2 separate regions of the Mus musculus genome follow, and region 1 is linked to region 2. The links are chromatin loops, found by intact Hi-C in ENCODE. Cell type or tissue: gastrocnemius. All regions are shown on one strand.

Region 1 (8,000 bases), 120 kb before region 2:
GGCCTTCTCAGCTTGTTTTAAAGGTGGAGTTTTTGGAAAGAGGACTTGGCTAGGGATCACAACAGGATTCAGGCAGAGAATGGTGCTCCACTGGGCTTCAGGATCCAAACTTGGTCCTTTCTAGGTAAATGGTGTTGGGGGCAATCCCAGGAGCAATTATCGTCTATTGCTGAGTCTTGGCTTCTCCCCACTTGTTACCTCCTCTCTCTGAGATTGAATTCCCGTGTTTGGAGTGAGGCGGAGGCACTGCATAGAACCTCAACTGCACTTGGGGAAGCAGAGGGTAAGAAAGATCAAGAGGAGAGAGGCAGAAGAATCAAAGGCCTGTTGGGGGCATCCAGGAGTCCCAGATAGCCACAGCACTCCCTAAAATGCAATATTCACAATACAAATATCCCTTCTCTTGGGTTTTCCATCCCTACCAGTAACAGGATTGGGATGAGAAGAGAGGTCCAGGCCATAGTGAGATGCATACAATGTAAAACCATACAAAGTTAGCATAGAGTTCGGGGAAGCCCAGAGAACCACAGACTTCTCAGTGTATATCTTACCAGGACCTGAGAATCCTGTCTTGCTGAGGGCAGAAATTTCATTACTGCTTGGGGTCGGTGTGGTGTGGGAACACATCAAGGTCTCTTTCCCCCCGCCCCACCTTGGAGATGGGGCAGGCTCCTCCAGGTGTCTGTTCCAGTAGGATAAGTGAGGTGGGGAGGGGAGCAGAATGCAAAATCTGTCCTGGATGACGGATCATCAGTCACCTCTGGCACTTCACCCCAGGTTGGCTTCATAGGGGCTTTGAAAGAGGGTGGCATCTTATGATGTCATAGGGTAGTACTCCATGGTATGAAGATGATTCCCCGGGAGAAAAACCATAAAGTTCTATGAGAGATTTGTAAGTGTTTCATGAAAAGCAAATATATAGGTATCATCAAATAATTAAGTTTAATTGCTGTAGTAATTAAGCCAAAAAGTCCTAATTCTCAGGACCTTTTAGACACTAACATGACCCCATGACTCTAAGAAAGGGACATAATATGCAATGTCTTCCAAAGTGTATTTTAACAGGAAGCACTTTGGCACAGCATAGGTCAAGATTAATGGAACACAAAACACATTTTATATTCTATATGTCACAGGGGAGACTCTCCAATGTCTTTGGTAGTTGTCTTCCAGTGTCATGCTCTGTGAGACCTCCCCATCACTCTGCACTTACTGATCATGGCTCTGTCAGGGCCCCATAACCTTCACTGTCTTTTGCTTTTCTCCTTTCTCCTATGCAAATTTCCCAGGCCTCTGTCAGAAGTATTGGATTGGACAGAGAAGGCCCAGGGTGAAAGTGAAGCTGAAGGCCAAGACAAAGCAAGACTTGGAAGCACTCATTGGTTAGGGGTCGTGGAGAGAGAACAATGGAGTCAGAGGTGTTGGCCATCTTGCTATGGAGTTGGAGTTGTCTTTCTTTTATAAGCAGCCATCATTGGACGGGAAGAGGACAAACAGAGAGGGATATTTACAAGTGAGAGGCAAAGAGAGAGCCAGAGGGCCAGAGGGCTCCACCCACGGAAGAGCCACAGCCTGCCAAAGTGGCTCCCTCTGCCTTCAGCAGCAGTTCTCCCTTCATGGGAGGTTGTGGGTTCCCAAACTTGGTTCCATCAGACTCTACAAAATGGTTTCCCTCCAGCCTGGTAGCCCCCGGCTGATGTCGGGAGATGAGGGTCACTGAAGGGAAGCCATAGGTCTCTAGCCCAGGAGGCTGCCCAGCCTCAGAAGCTTCCAGAATAAGATCCACATCTGAGAAAGCCACCAGCGCTTGGGTGGAGTCGCAGGAGCTCTTCTCCAGCTCACCGGCTGCAGCGTAGGCTAGGGGCCCTGGGGACCGAGGGCTTGGCCAGAGCCGCCGAAGGTCATCCCGGAAGTGAGGGTTGAAGAGCAGGTAGAGCAGTGGGTTGAGGCAGGCAGGCAGAGGCAGCACCACCAGAAGGACTGACTTGACAGCCTCGGGGGTGACAGGGAAGAGGCCCAGCATAGAGGCAAAGCTGAGGAAGGCCACGGGGCAGTAGAGGAGGCCATCTGCAAAGATGAGCCAGGCCACGTGGCGCACCATGGCGCAGTCCCACACGGCCTCAAAGTCACCCCGTGGCAGGTCACAGTAGAGCTTGATGTAGGCGCCGGCCACCACCAGGAAGCAGAGCGAGTTCATCATCACCAGGGCTACAGCGAAGCCCAGGGCAGCCGGCCGGCCCTCGGGTGGGGCGTAGGGCAGGCAGAGTGGGGAGGCGCCATACTCTCCCACCGAGGCCAGCGGCAGTGCTGCGGCCAGCCCGGCCAGCGCCAGGCATCCCAGTGCGCCTGCGCGGACGCTGCCAGGCGACGGCGCCTTCCCGTAGGCTCGGACGCAGGTCACGGAGATGCTGCACTGCACGGCCGCCAGTGTGAGCAGCAGCACCGACGCCTCTGAACCCAGGACAGCCAGGAAGCCCGTAGCCTGGCAGCCCAGACCGCTCTCCCAGCGGGCTCCATACTCAGCGAACTGACCATAGGTCAAGGCGTCCACCGAGGCCAGGAGACCACAGGAAATGCCCGACAGGGCGTTGGCGCCTGCCATCGCACCCACCACAAGCTTGACGGGGGACAGCGGGCTGGGTCCGCTGGCAAAGACTGTCAGCAGCACCAGCCCGTTACAGAGTACGGAGAGTAACACGATGGCCCACACAGCAAGGCGGATGCCCCAGCTCTCAAAGAGGTGCTCGCAGGGCTTGAAGGGGCCTGTGTGAGAGAGGAGCAGAGATAGATGTAAGCCCAGAGCCAGAGCTGCCAGAACCCAGCTCACTGGTAAAGCCATGATCAGACAACTCCTAACTCAAAGGAGACCAACAGGAGAGAATTTCTGTCTCAGAAATAGAGACTTGAAAACTCGAAAAAACAAAAACAAAACAAAAACCTCCCGAAAGGAAAAAAAAAAAAAAAAAACCTCCCGAAAATGGGGTGGGAGAACTAAGAGGAAGCTGGGAAGAAAAATACACAGAAATAGATGCGTGATGCAGTGCAAACCCAGACCCGAGGAAATGCTAAGAAATTTAGTCTTCCTAAAGGAACACGATTTGGAGAGATAGAAGGAACAAACTGTCCGACAGAAGCGAAGAGACGTTCAGGCGAGAGCAAAGGCAGAGTGAGGCGCTGTCCAGAGTCAACTACTTTATGGTGGTGACTCTGCCCAAGCCATCATTGACATTTCCACGGTTGGTCGAGAAGTCCTGAGTAGACTTATTAGGCTGGTTCTCCCTTGCTTTGAGTACACTTCATGTTTATCGTGCAATCAGTATTTGGAAGACAAAGGGCATAATCGAAATATAGAAAACTTTGCCAAGTATAGCAGTTCCCATCTATAATCTCAACACTTAGGGAGCTGAGGCAGGAGGGGATGTGTGTGAGGCTAGCCTGAGATGATAGTGAGACCCTAACTAAAAACAAAGAAAAAATACTTTGAACTTCTCAAATTTTCCAACTGGACCCCAGAGTAGATTGGTCAGATCCTGGCGTCTTTCCATCTCTTTCCCCAATGCTATTCTTAAGTCACCTTGTAACTTTTGGGCATAGTATTTCTTCATTTCCTTTGGCTCTAGACTTGTTTTTCAATGTATTGCTAGGTGGCTGGGGAATTTAACAGATTTCTGTGGGAGCTATTTTAGAAAACATTTTTCTGATTATGAAATAATAGGTGGAAATTTGAAAATATAGCATGGCAAAATTTAAACTGTATGGCCTCACCTCTCAAATAGAACTCCTTATTTTGGCATATTTCCTTTTAGGTTTTATATATATATTTAAAATAAGTTGGGATTTTATTCTCCTTAAATTAAGCTTTGCATGCTCCCTTACAATCTCAAAAAACAAAACAAAACAAAACAAAAAAAGACCCCACATATTTTTAATGGCTGTATAACTATTCCGCATCAATTTATCTGACAATTTGTGTGAGCTATTTTAAAAGCAAGTTCAAGTTGGACCTTGTTTTCCAGAACTTTCTCTTTCACCTCATCCTTGTTTGTTGCTGATTTTCAGACATGAAATTCTCGAGGCAGAGCCACTGAAGCACCGGTTTCCTAGCAAAATACACGTCTGCTTCTTTCCCTCATCCACCACTAGAGGGTGCACTTTGCCGCTAAGCGCTAAAAGCTTGTCAGAAGCAAGGTCAAGGCTGAAAGCTTTCTGGGCAAAGAAAGGTTTTAAGCCAAAGAAATCTGGAAATCTGGAAAACGAAGGTGGGATGAAATAAAAACAGCTAACTGTTTGTAATTTTGTGTTTATTTTGAACATCTCTTGGCCCACACAGCACTGTGCTGTCTTCTGGCATGGCCTGCTGGTGTTTTAATGTTTTGGTTTGGCTTTTTTGAGACAGGTCCCCACTATGTAGCTCTGGATGTCCTGGAACTCGAGACGTAGACCAGGCTGGCCTCAAACTTAGAGATCTGTGTGCCTCTGTGTCCTGAGTACTGGGATTAAAGGCACACACTACCATTCCTGGCTCCGTTCACATTTTATACACAGGGAAGGGACTCTACTCACTTAAAATCGAACAAATGAAAAACTTAGGTTGTTTGGCATCAAGAAAAAAGAGCCCCTCCCCTTTCTTTCCAGCAACCTGGCTCTCATGGCCCCAGGTTAGACTCCAGAGGAGGCTTTCCTGGCTCTAAGGAAGTACTTTAGGAATTATCCAAAATTGTTCCACTCTAGAAGACGTTAGTAAAGAGATTTCACTCTTCTCGGGATAGAGCAGGTGATCTTTCAGAGCTTCTCCTGGCCCTATGAGTCTGTGGTATGTGTGTGTGTTTGAGGGCATGCTCAAAAAGTAGCCCCAGCAATGACATCAAGACATCCCTCACTTCTCTTCTTCTCTCTCCCATGAGAACAACTTACTCCTAGATGCATAACCTTTGATTTGGCTGAATTGGGAAGGCTGCTTGACCTTTCCCAACCCTGCTGCTTCCCCTGTATAGACACCAAGAGAAAAAAATTCCAACCCCTCCTGACAGGGATTATACCCCACCTCACCCCCGCAGGTTGAGCTTTGGGCAAAGAAAATATCTGCAACATAGACTGTAGACACGCTAAAGTGGTTTCTCACCCAGGCAATCGGGTGTCTGCTCCCCAGCCCCCCAGCCCTCCAGCTCCATCTCACCTGGAACAGGGCTGCACTGGACACTGGGGTGTGGCTTTGAGTCCTCTGTCCCCATCTGGAGCTCATCCAGGTCTAGGTCATCTAAGAAGGGAAGACAGAATATGTCTAGAGTTCTGGGTGTCTGTGTCTGCCATTAAAGCTCCACTTTTAACTGACAAAAGTTAATGTCTTTTATTTAAGCTGCTATCTCTCTATCTAACTGTTCAACACTGCTTATTCAACAGCCCTGCTATTTCTACTCTTGGGTGCCAGCATTTGGACAGCTACATGTTCTCCACTTGCGGGTATTGTATACATCTAGTTCTCTGCAAGGGACATTTCACTCTCCGCTATTCTGCATTTCCTTGTGCCTAGTCATCTTTAGCCCATGAGTGCTACACAGAGTGTGGCTCGTGGCTGATCTAATAAAGAGAGCTAGTGATGACACAGTTCTTCTTCAAACTGTCCCGTGGTTACATAGTTCCTCCTCGAGCTAGCCTATCATTGCTGTTCCATGTCCTATTATGAACACCGCACATGAAGAAGAATGTTGGAAACTGGGAGAAAGTGGTACATGCCTTGAGTCCCAGCACTGGGGAGGCTGAGGCAGGTGGATTTCTCTGAGTTCAAGGCCAGTCTGGTCTAGAGAGTGAGATCAAAGACAGCCGGGGGTGGGGGGGGAGAAAGAGGTGGTGGTGGGAGGAGGAGGAGGAATGTTGATGCTGGGCATGGGAGGACATGCCTGTGATTTCAGGATTTGTTAGGTAGAGGGAGTTCAGGAGTTCAAGGTCATCTTCACCTACAAAGCAAGTGTGAAGTAAGTCTGGGCTACATGAAACCTTTCTCAATAGCAAACATGAAGACTTGAGTTCAGAGCCTCAGCAGACACATGAAAGCCAGGCACAGTGGCATGCATCTGTGCCCTAGCACAGGTGGGACCCACAGATGGAGAGGACGGGGTTGAGATGGGGAGGCTGGGGTTGAGGGAGACAGGAGGATCCCTCTATCTCCCAGCCAATCAGTCTAGCCAATCCGTGATCTCTGGCCTCAGTGGAAGGCCTAGTCTTAGAACATAAGGTGGAAAGCAATAGAGGAAGACGTGCCCTATAGCCACATAAATCTATATACACACACACACACACACACACACACACACACACACACACACACACACACACGGTTTCTGCACTGAGGCTGATGTCTGAGATCTTATCAGCTCCCTCCATCACAGGAGAAGAAGTGGATGACTTTGCTTGGCCTCCCCCATCTTTGGCTCACAAAGTCAGGTTCCTGTGTAGCCCTTTCCTCCCCGCTTACACAGGTAAGCATCTGCTAGGAGTTTCCCAGAAGACTGGAATATTGTGGAGCTGCCCTTGACCTAGCCAGCTTCAGGGCGGGTGGAAGGCCAGAGTGTCCCCACTGTGTCCTGGCATTTCCTTTTCCTCCTCTACCTTTCATTCCCCACCTGCCCACTTGCTCCAGAAAGGATTTCAGTGACTCTTTAAAATCAAAATGCCTGAATGAAATACAAGAGGTGAGACCTACAGACCGTCTGAGCTGGGAAAGTCACGGCCAAGGTGTTAAGTAACCACTCTTCAAATGAGGAGGAAATCGAATCTGGCTGCAACAGCAGCTCCTGGCTTTCTTTCTGCTCCTTTGCTTTCACAGGAAGTAGGGGGCCCTGCCCCAGCTCCTGTTACAGGCAGCAGGCAGCCCACTAACTCAACAGGCCCGTGGTTCTCCAAGACCTAAACCCAGCGGAAAGTTTCACCTTGTGGAAGGAAAATTTCCATTTCTCTTTCCAGCCCCCTTTTACTCCCCCAAGGAGTATGCAGCAGACATCCGGGACTGTCCCTGGGGGATAGCTGTCTGCTGGCCCTGCAGTTGCCGGGCTCCTCCTCCTCCTCCTCTTGGGAGTCTGTACACTCTTTGGGAGATGCTTCTGACCTGTTTCCATTCACTAGGAGGGATGTTCTCAGAGATTCCCCGGGCACTACAGGATTTGACTGTATTCCACAATCTGGGTTCTGGATTATACAGTGACACTGTCTCCACTGGACTAACATACTTTGCCTTGCATGGAACCCTCCAGTCCTTCCTCACAACCACTGAGAAATGTATGATCTGTTTTTACTGAGAGATAAGGAAGTTAAGGTCAGCCTAAAATATGTCGAAGGGAACCCAAATGGAACATGGTGTCACTGGGCTTGGACTGAGTTCTGTCTACACTATAACACCAGCATGAGATGCTGTAAGTGAGCCTCATGTAGCCCGGACTAGCCTTAACCCGATTATGTAGATTATGATAACTTCAAACACCTGAACTTCCTACCCTCCCCATGGACCTGCTGGATTCCTGGTGTGTGTGGCAGCACCACACCCAGCTTTAGATTTAATTTTTCCTGTTCAGCTTCTCTGAGACACTAGGAGAAGTTCAAGATGAAAAATTAAATCTCAACAGGCAGGACTCCTTTCTCTATCCTAACTGTACTTGTGGTGGGAACACAGGGCCTGGGGAGAGGAAATCAGCCTTCGTTCCCTTCTCCCAAGACATACTTTATAGATAACCCCTCAGAACCTCTCTCTCTCTCTCTTTCTCTCTCTCTCTCTCTCTCTCTCTCTCTCTCTCTCTCACACACACACACACACACACACACACACATACACACACACACACATCAGCTACCTACATCCAACTTTGTTTTTACCCCCAACTCTTCCAGAAAAAGAAAATATATATATATTTGACTCAAGACAACCTATTCACTCAGCAGGGCCATGTGCTCGGTGGCCACTTAAATTTCACACTTGAACTCACAGGAAGAACGGAGGCAAAGGACATCAG
Region 2 (8,000 bases):
AAGTACTGTGTATAAATGAATGACTCCTAACTTTGATCAAACAGGGCTGGCATTGGGCCCCAGACTGTTCGTGGGTTTTGGACTTGTGTGTCAAATAAATAGACATAAAGACTCTCGGTCTCCCTGGGAACAGGAATGGAGGGAGGTGGAGGCAGCCACTTCATGACAGGTACTGGCTAGGAAGGATCCTTACTATCCCCGGGTGGGAAGCAGAGGCCAAGTAGTTTTATACTGAAATTCTGTCAAGGAAGCACTAAAAGGGACCCAGGATGTCTTTTGTGGCCCGCCAGCAGGTCCTAATACTGCCAAGAAGGGACAGGGTCCCAAGATATCCCTGCCTGGCTCCTTCTCATGATCTGTCTCTCATTACCTTCCAAGGCCTTTGCAGAGCTAGAAGGATAGCTCAGAACAGTGATGTGTGTGATGCACAGGCATGAAGATCTGGTTTCTACCTGCAGAGTTCATGCAAAAAGAGTCAGAAATGGTGGCGTGCACTTGGTCATTCCCCAGAGTTCATGCAAAAAGAGTCAGAAATGGTGGTGTGCACTTGGTCATTCCCCAGCGCCAGGTGAGGAATATGAGCAGATCCCTGGGACTCCCCGCCTAGATCACTCAATGAGCTCCAGGTTAGCATGGGACACTGTCTCAAAAAACAAAGACAAAACCAAACCAAAGGGACAGCTCCTGAGATGTGACACCTGCGGTTGACCCCTGGCCTCCACACACACTGAACATGTACCTGCAGACATGTGCACACCAACATAGATACACACACACACACACACAGAGAGAGAGAGAGAGAGAGAGAGAGAGAGAGAGAGAGAGAGAGAGAGAGATGTAAAATGTCCTCGCAGCTCCCCTGAGAAAGCAAAGAGGGAAGGCTCCACCTCTGAGCTATCTACAGATAGTAGAAGCCCCTCCTCCACCCCCCACTGGGACCCCTGCACAGCCCAGGCAGGAGGATGGGTCTTTCCAGCTCTCTGCAACGCTGTGTATATTGCTGAAAAAAATCTCCGGATCACCCAGGACCCACACCCGTGACTCCCTTCTCCTACCCTCGGAAACTCAAAGGCTTCCTTGACACCCACAAAGACTCAGGAAGAGCTCAGAAACCTTCACCTCTTCTAACCCAAAGATACCCCGCATATCAGAGGGCACTGGGTCAAAGTGTCACGGAACTGTTGTCACCATGGAACGTGGAATACTTGGATCCCCAAAGTGAAACTCTATCCTTATTCCCAAGCCCTGCCAGGAAAAAAAAAAAAAAAAAAGTCCACAGATTACTCTAGAAAATTTTGGTTGCTGAGAAATGTGGCCTGACCTGCCACCCTCTGAAAGGTCCTGTGTCCTCTCTGTTCCTTTAACACAGGCAAGAGGCCTCTTTTCTGCTGTCCTGGAAGGCTGAATAGAAGTTATTTCTAAAGTCTTTTTAGCCATCTTCCCTGTCTTCCAAAGAAACAGTGTCATAGACCCCTAATGTATTAAACTGCTAGAAATGGAATTTCTGGGGTGTGATGGCGGTGGGCCCAGACCTGCTGCTCTCTGCTTGGTGCTGGGCACCCTCACAGCTCTGCTGTGAATACCTGTGCCCACCTCTCCCATCACCCCTAGGGGCTGTACAGGACTTGGTTTGTCCTTCTGGAATATGGGTGTTTCTGTTCCCACAACTGTTTCTTTTGGAGTGAAGAAGGATATGGGGGCGGGGAGGTAATCGCGATATGGAAGGAGCCCCACAAGGGGCACTAGTTCAGGATCCCCCACTTTTACCAGGACACCACCCTCTCATCGCACCCTGGCCCCACCAGCTCTATTGCCGAGCCTCTGGGAACAAGCCCGGCTGCCTCTTCCTCAGCGATCCTCAATTCTAGGATCCCAAAGCCGAGAGAGCCTCTCTCAGGCCTGAGGGAGCTCTGGCCAGACTTTCTACCCAGATCTTCCCACCTTCTCTCCTTCTTCTAAGGGATAGCAGGGGAGGCCAGGGGGTTTCCTCTCCCTGCAGCAGGGGTCAGGGCCAAGAGGTCCGGGCTATGCTCCCACCCACTCCTGCCCAGGTAGTGATCAGCTACAGCTTCCGGCTCTCCCGATTCTGAGCCGGCTACCCCCAATAGGGTCCCCTTCGTGCACCACCTCACCCCAACTCAGACTCTAAAAATGGTTCTCTGGTTTTCAGTCTTGAAGCCTGCCCACAAATTAGTGTCTCTAACACAGCCTCCTGGGACAAGACTTCAGGGAGGCCTGGGGAGGGGGTAGGAGACCTCCACACAAGAAGATGGTACTGGCAGAGTCCCTAACTAAGGAGAGGAGAGCTGCGTGGACCCTTCACCAAAGCCCCCTGCCTCAGTGGGGCAGTGCCGCTTCCTGCTGTGGTGGAAGAACCCATTTCATCCCTACCAGGGCAAACTTCCCTCACCTCCTAACAGAGCACTAACTTTTGCCTTCATCAATCCTGGGCAGTGTTCTTCTGAGGAGGACAGCAAAAGAATATACTGTCACACACACACACACACACACACACACACACACACACACACACACCACTTTCTTGCTTGGCGTTCACACTGCACTTCACCAGGTCCCACATTAAGCCCATAGGGGTGGGGGAGAAACACCTGGGAAAGGTAGCAGGGAGGCCTAGGCTCATTTCTTGCCTCAGTTTCCCAAGTTCTAAGACTAGCTTCCCAGTCCTTCACTCTTGGAAAAGGAAGAGCCCTCTTGGGGATGCGCATGTCCAAGGGCACCAAACGAGTGTTTGCGGGGCAGGCGGCCATTACGAATAACAGGTACCAGCAGGTGAGTACTCACAGGTAAGCCGTCAGGGGGTCCAGGTCCGCAGGCACCACTGAGAGCCCGAGCTCGGAGCAGTCAGCGGACAGCATGATGCCGTCCTCCTGGCAGTGGCAGGGAGCCGGGCAGGCGGGACGCCCCGGGCCAGGCTGGGGGTCGCTGCCCGCGCGCGCCGATGCGCACAGCACAGCGCAAAGCCACAGCGCCAGGAGCCCAGGCGGGCTGTGCATCTCGGCGGCGGGCTGCGGGGCACCTGGCGGGCGCTCAGACGGGCGAGCGCACGGAGTTGTGCGCGCGCGGCTCACCTCCTGGTCCCGGGCGGGCCCGAGGGCTGCGCCGTCGGTGGGCAACGCCCCCGCTCGACTTGGCTTGGGCGCGGCGGCGGCAGCGGCGGCGGGACGGTGCAGTCAGAGAGGGGCAGGCATTGTTGAGTGATCTTCGTTATTCAGTTTCACAGGCTGGGCTTGGCGAGGGAGGGAGACACGGGGGTGGGGTGGGGGGGCTGGGAGGAGGAGTCAAGGAAACTTTCTACGCTGTGGCTCGCTCCCCTTCCCTCCTTCCTTCCCAGCTGGCAGGAATTTCATCGGGGGCGTGGGGTAGGAGAGGGGCGGTGAAGAAAGCAAAGAAACCCAAAGAAAGCTAGGAAGGGCCAGCACATCAGAGACCTGCACTTGTTTAGAAAGGGTGCCCCAGAGCTGGGCCTATGGGGTCGAATTCTTTTTGACTTTGGGAACAGCCACAGGGTCTCAAGGGACCAGAGACCATCAGGGGAGAAACAAACAAACAAAAAACAAAACAAAACAAAAAAACAACAACAAAAGAGAGTTCCACAGACTTGAGCCCCACTACCAGATTTTAGGCTGATGGGAAAAGAGACCCGAGAGAAAGAGATGTTCAAGGTCACACGGCAGTTGGGGACAGCCTCAGAACTAGTGCCCAGATCACTCCTTTACACCCATTCCGACCAGGGAAGGAAGAAGGTCTCAAGGAGGAAGGACGTGGTCGCAGGTTGGTAGTAGGAATGAGGAGGGGCCCCCTCATTGAGGAGCCACTCCTCAACACCAAGCAACTGGCGTAGATTCCACCTGATGCACAGGGCATGGAAATGAACTCATGTAGACTATAAGATCTAAGGTCTAGAGATCACCCTGAACCTTGATCTCGGGACCCAGGACAGCAGAGGGGCTGCCCTCCGCACAGCTGGTTGCCAGAGCTTGCCAGCGAGTCGGCTGATTGGCGCCACCTGGAGGCCCAGTACTACAGATGCAGCTCAAGCACCTTAAGGGCCCGATTCCATCTATAATCCATCTATAATCCCAGGACCTTGGAGAGCAAGGGCAATAGTGGCTAAAACTGGAGTCAAGACTCAGCTCTCTTCTTAGGCCAGCCTGGGCTAGCAGTGCTTCCTTCACGTGTCCTTTTGCTTTCTCTGGTCTCCAGATCTTTCCCTGAGCCAAGCCCCAGGATGGAACTAGACCAAGTTGGGAGCAGTTTGATCCCCATGGTCCATGAGGACCACACGGAGGTAGCCAAGATACCCTCCACCTTTTACTTCTATATCCCAAACACTTCATCAACCCCTCTCTATCTTTGCGGACGCCGCAGGGCCCGCAGAGGGGAAGCTGCATAGTCAGACCAAGAAGCCAAAAGAACTGTGCTGTGCTTCCAGGGCTCCAGCCGCAGCTGTGATAGAACTACAAGATGAGCCTGTAAGAAGGTCCCTCCACAGCCACACAGACCTGCAAGCAGAAGCCCCCTCTGTATTTACTCTCGCTTACCCCTTGCCTTCACCTTGGCTCTAACCCCTCATACACACACACACACACACACACACACACACACACACACACACACCATTCATGCTGCTCCAAGTCCCCAGCCAAAGCTGGAAAATCACACTTGGGCCCCTTTCCACCTCTGGAGCAGCCTTCTGAAGTGGGCTTGGGCAACTCAGAGCTGAGTGTCCAGCCTGCCCACAGGATGGAGAGTCACTCTGGGGCCAACCCTTGGACTCCTGAGAAATGCAGTACTGAAGAAAACATTAATGTTCAGTCCTAGGGGGTCACAAGAACCCATTCTCACTTTGGGAAAGCTCCTCGCTAGTAGAAAGCCCCACTTTTTTTTTAAGTACACTTGTCTTGTGTATGGGTATGATTGTAGAGACGGTTCAGTGGTTAAGAGCACTGCTCTTCCAGAGGACACAGGTTCAATTCCCAGCAACCACGTGGCAACTCACAACTGTATCTCCAAGATCTGACACTCTCACACAGACATACATGCAGGCACACACACACACACACACACACACACACACATTTTGTGTAAGGGTAGCATGGGCACATGTGCCATGGCACATGACGTAAGTATGTAACCAGAGACCAATCGGTGGGAGTCCATTCTCTCCATCACCATATGTGTCCCAGAGATTGAGCCCAGGTTATCAGGTTTGGCACCAAGCACTGGTGCCCATTGAGCTTCTGACAGCCCAGCGCCCCCTTTTGTTACTTAGGGTTTTTTTGTTACTTTTGTTTCTTGAGTCAGGATCTCCTGTAGCCCAGGCTAGCCTCACCCTTGCTATGTAGCTAAGGATGATCTTGAGTTCGGATCTTCTTGTCTTTACATCCTGAGTGCTGGGATTCCAGTCATGGGCTACCATGCATAGTCTATGCGCTATTAGGGGATCAAACCCTGGACCGGGATATCATGCATACAAGGCAAGAATTCTACAAACTGACTACCTCCCAGGACCCATAAAGCTTTCCTTCCACTTCTTCACCGAAGCAGACCATCGGACCCTTGCATACGGCTAAGAACCAAGTTAGCCAATGAGAAACCTGGCTACTGCTGCCATGGGCGTGGCCTGTATAAAAGAAAGGAAGACAGTGCAGGAATGGGGGAAACTTGACAGGTTCAACCAGAGCCACCCCTGGTTCCTTACTTAAGGGTCACAGTGTGGCATTAGCACCTCTACTCTGGCAAGGAGCCTACAGTGACTGAGGATAGCCCCTGGAGATAGACAAGGGGGTCCAGTGGCAGATGAGAAAAATGGAGAAAGAACAATAAGTAAATAGGGCTCAGCATCGCAGGATGTTAGGAGTAGTTTGAATATACTTGGCCCAGGGAGTGGCACTATTTGGAGATATGGCCTTGTTGGAGGAAGTGTGTCACCGTGGGCATAGGCTTTAAGGACCCTCATCCTAGCTGCCTGGAAGCCAGTTCTCTGTTTATCTTTGAAACAAGATGTAGATTTCTCAGCTCCTCCAGTGCCATGCCTGCCTGAACACCGCCATGCGAACCACATTGATGATAATGGACGGAACCTCTGAACCTGTAAGCCAGCCCCAATTAAATCATGTCCTTTATAAGAGCTACCTTGGTCATGGTGTCTGTTCACAGCAATGGAAACCGTAACTAAGACAGGTAGAAAGTTTGATGTCTGAATACACTGGAAAAGCAGAAGGTTAGAGAACAGGGAATAGCTGGGAATAGTCAAGAGTATGCCAGCTTTAGCCAACAGGCTTAGCTAGACCAAGCTCCGGCTGTCACCCATGCCCTAGATTGAAGGATGCAGAAGCAGACACAACCATGAGTTTGACCATGTCTCTTTATTCCCAGACTCTGCCCTTTGACAGCGTGAGGCCGATAGATCTGTTCTCCTGGGGAAGCCAGGCCTGGGTGGATTTGCTGGAACGTGATGCCTAGCAGGGCACAGGTCACTTCCTAGCTCGGGGCAGCCTGTTCCTCAATGCGCTGTTCAGACAGTTGTAGAGGTAGATATACTGCTCCTGGTTAGACACAGGCAAGAAACCTTACCTACTTGCCCAAACCTGACAGAGAAGGCTCCCAGGGTTCTCCTAACCCCTACTCCTTCTGGACAGGGCACGGTGGTCCACAGAGCCACCTAGTGGTGACCTGGATGTGGTAACCTAATAGTCATCTGTGGCTGGGACAAGACCAGGCCTGTCTTTGATCCCTTTCACAGTAAGCCCCTCCCTCTTTGCCTCTCACCAGCGTTGGGGTCTTAAGGCCACAGGCCTGTGTCTGCTTCAGGGCCACACTGAAGACATCCACTGTGCGCTCGGTCCCTGCTTGCTGTAGCAGCTGTTCCATAGCCAAGAAGGTGCCCAGCTGGTATGTGACCTTGCTGTAAGTGACCTAGAGTTAGATGTGGGACCTCTGGAGATGGGGTAGTGTCCAGGCACATGGGGAAACCAAGATTAGTTCTAAGGACTAGGAAATAATGCTAGGCACTTGATTGGCCAGCCAGGCTAGAGAGAGCCCTACCAAATCCCTGCAAATGGAGCAGAAGAGACGGAGCCTTGGGAGACCCTTTGACCCATAACCCAAGTTAACACATGACGTTTGTCGATGGCACCTGGAGTGACTGAGCAGGGTCCCTGGCTTCTTGCTATTGCCCCGGGAGCAGCACTGGCCCACAGCATCAAGGAAGGTCAGTAGGGTGTTAGCTGGGAGCTCACTCCCAGTCTGGCAGTGTGGAAACTGCAGGCATTGAACCTGCCTTTCCGTCCCACTGTCCCCCTGGAGGAAGGGCAATACCAGCATTAGTGCTCCAGGAGGGTGGCAGAGGGAAGTCAGCATGGGATTCTCATATCACTGCCCTCTGCCCCAAGCCCTGAGATCTCAACACCTACATGTATAACTCTGATGAGGGTACTGGGCCAGCCAGCTGTGTTGCTCTCAGCCACTCTGTGCACTGTCACCATGTCTGTGACAATAGGCTGCATCTCCATTGGCCAGATGTCTTGTGGCTAGGACCAAAACAGTCAGCTTCCAAAATTTCCACCCATGCCCTAGCTGAACAGCAAACAACACCATATACTACTCCTCTCCCCGCCCCGTTCCTGGAGCAACACATACTGTCCCTCCACTCGCCTCACCTTCTCCTTGGTATCAGGCAGACCCAGGGAGACAAGCACATAGGCGCCATGTTCCCACACCATTTCCCAGAGTTCCTTTGGTCCGGCCGAGCCAGTCAGCACCACATGGTCGCGACCAGACGGCCCACCCTGCAGAGCACAGTTTGTTGGTTCCCAGGGATTAAGGAGTCTCCTGACCATAGTCCATCTGTGCTATAAGCCCCTAGGACCCAGCCCCAACCCCAGGCAGGGAAGCACAAATAATCAAGCAGGGCTGCAGGCTCAGCATCGTCTCACAGGGAAGAGTGAGGCTGCCAGCATGTTATCAGCTGGGCTCTC

The links. Peaks named below come from ENCODE experiments on the same cell type or tissue, not always from the same donor. Only the 100,000 strongest peaks of a DNase experiment are listed, where the experiment ranks them.
Region 1: a loop joins it to region 2, with 11 times the contacts of the local background. A loop is called at or near these places in 36 of 42 quality-filtered maps.

The regions. Positions count from the first base shown.
Region 1 is chr1:134,985,429-134,993,428 of GRCm38, forward strand. Lgr6 (leucine-rich repeat-containing G protein-coupled receptor 6) reads right to left here. Exons shown (of 18, transcript NM_001033409.3): 17 at 5,177-5,257; 18 at 925-2,763. The coding sequence ends at 1,508. Among named protein-coding and RNA genes, the nearest start is that of Ube2t, 27 kb to the left of the region's middle. In gastrocnemius, a CTCF peak has its summit at 4,137 (motif pointing right); DNase peaks (open chromatin) are centred at 2,366 and 4,142; H3K4me3 peaks cover 804 bases.
Region 2 is chr1:135,102,127-135,110,126 of GRCm38, forward strand. Lgr6 (leucine-rich repeat-containing G protein-coupled receptor 6) reads right to left here and starts at 3,150. Exons shown (of 18, transcript NM_001033409.3): 1 at 2,803-3,150. The coding sequence starts at 3,014. It also overlaps the pseudogene Ptprv. In gastrocnemius, CTCF peaks have their summits at 4,031 (motif pointing left) and 6,699 (motif pointing left); DNase peaks (open chromatin) are centred at 2,969, 3,096, 4,001 and 6,690; H3K4me3 peaks cover 1,175 bases.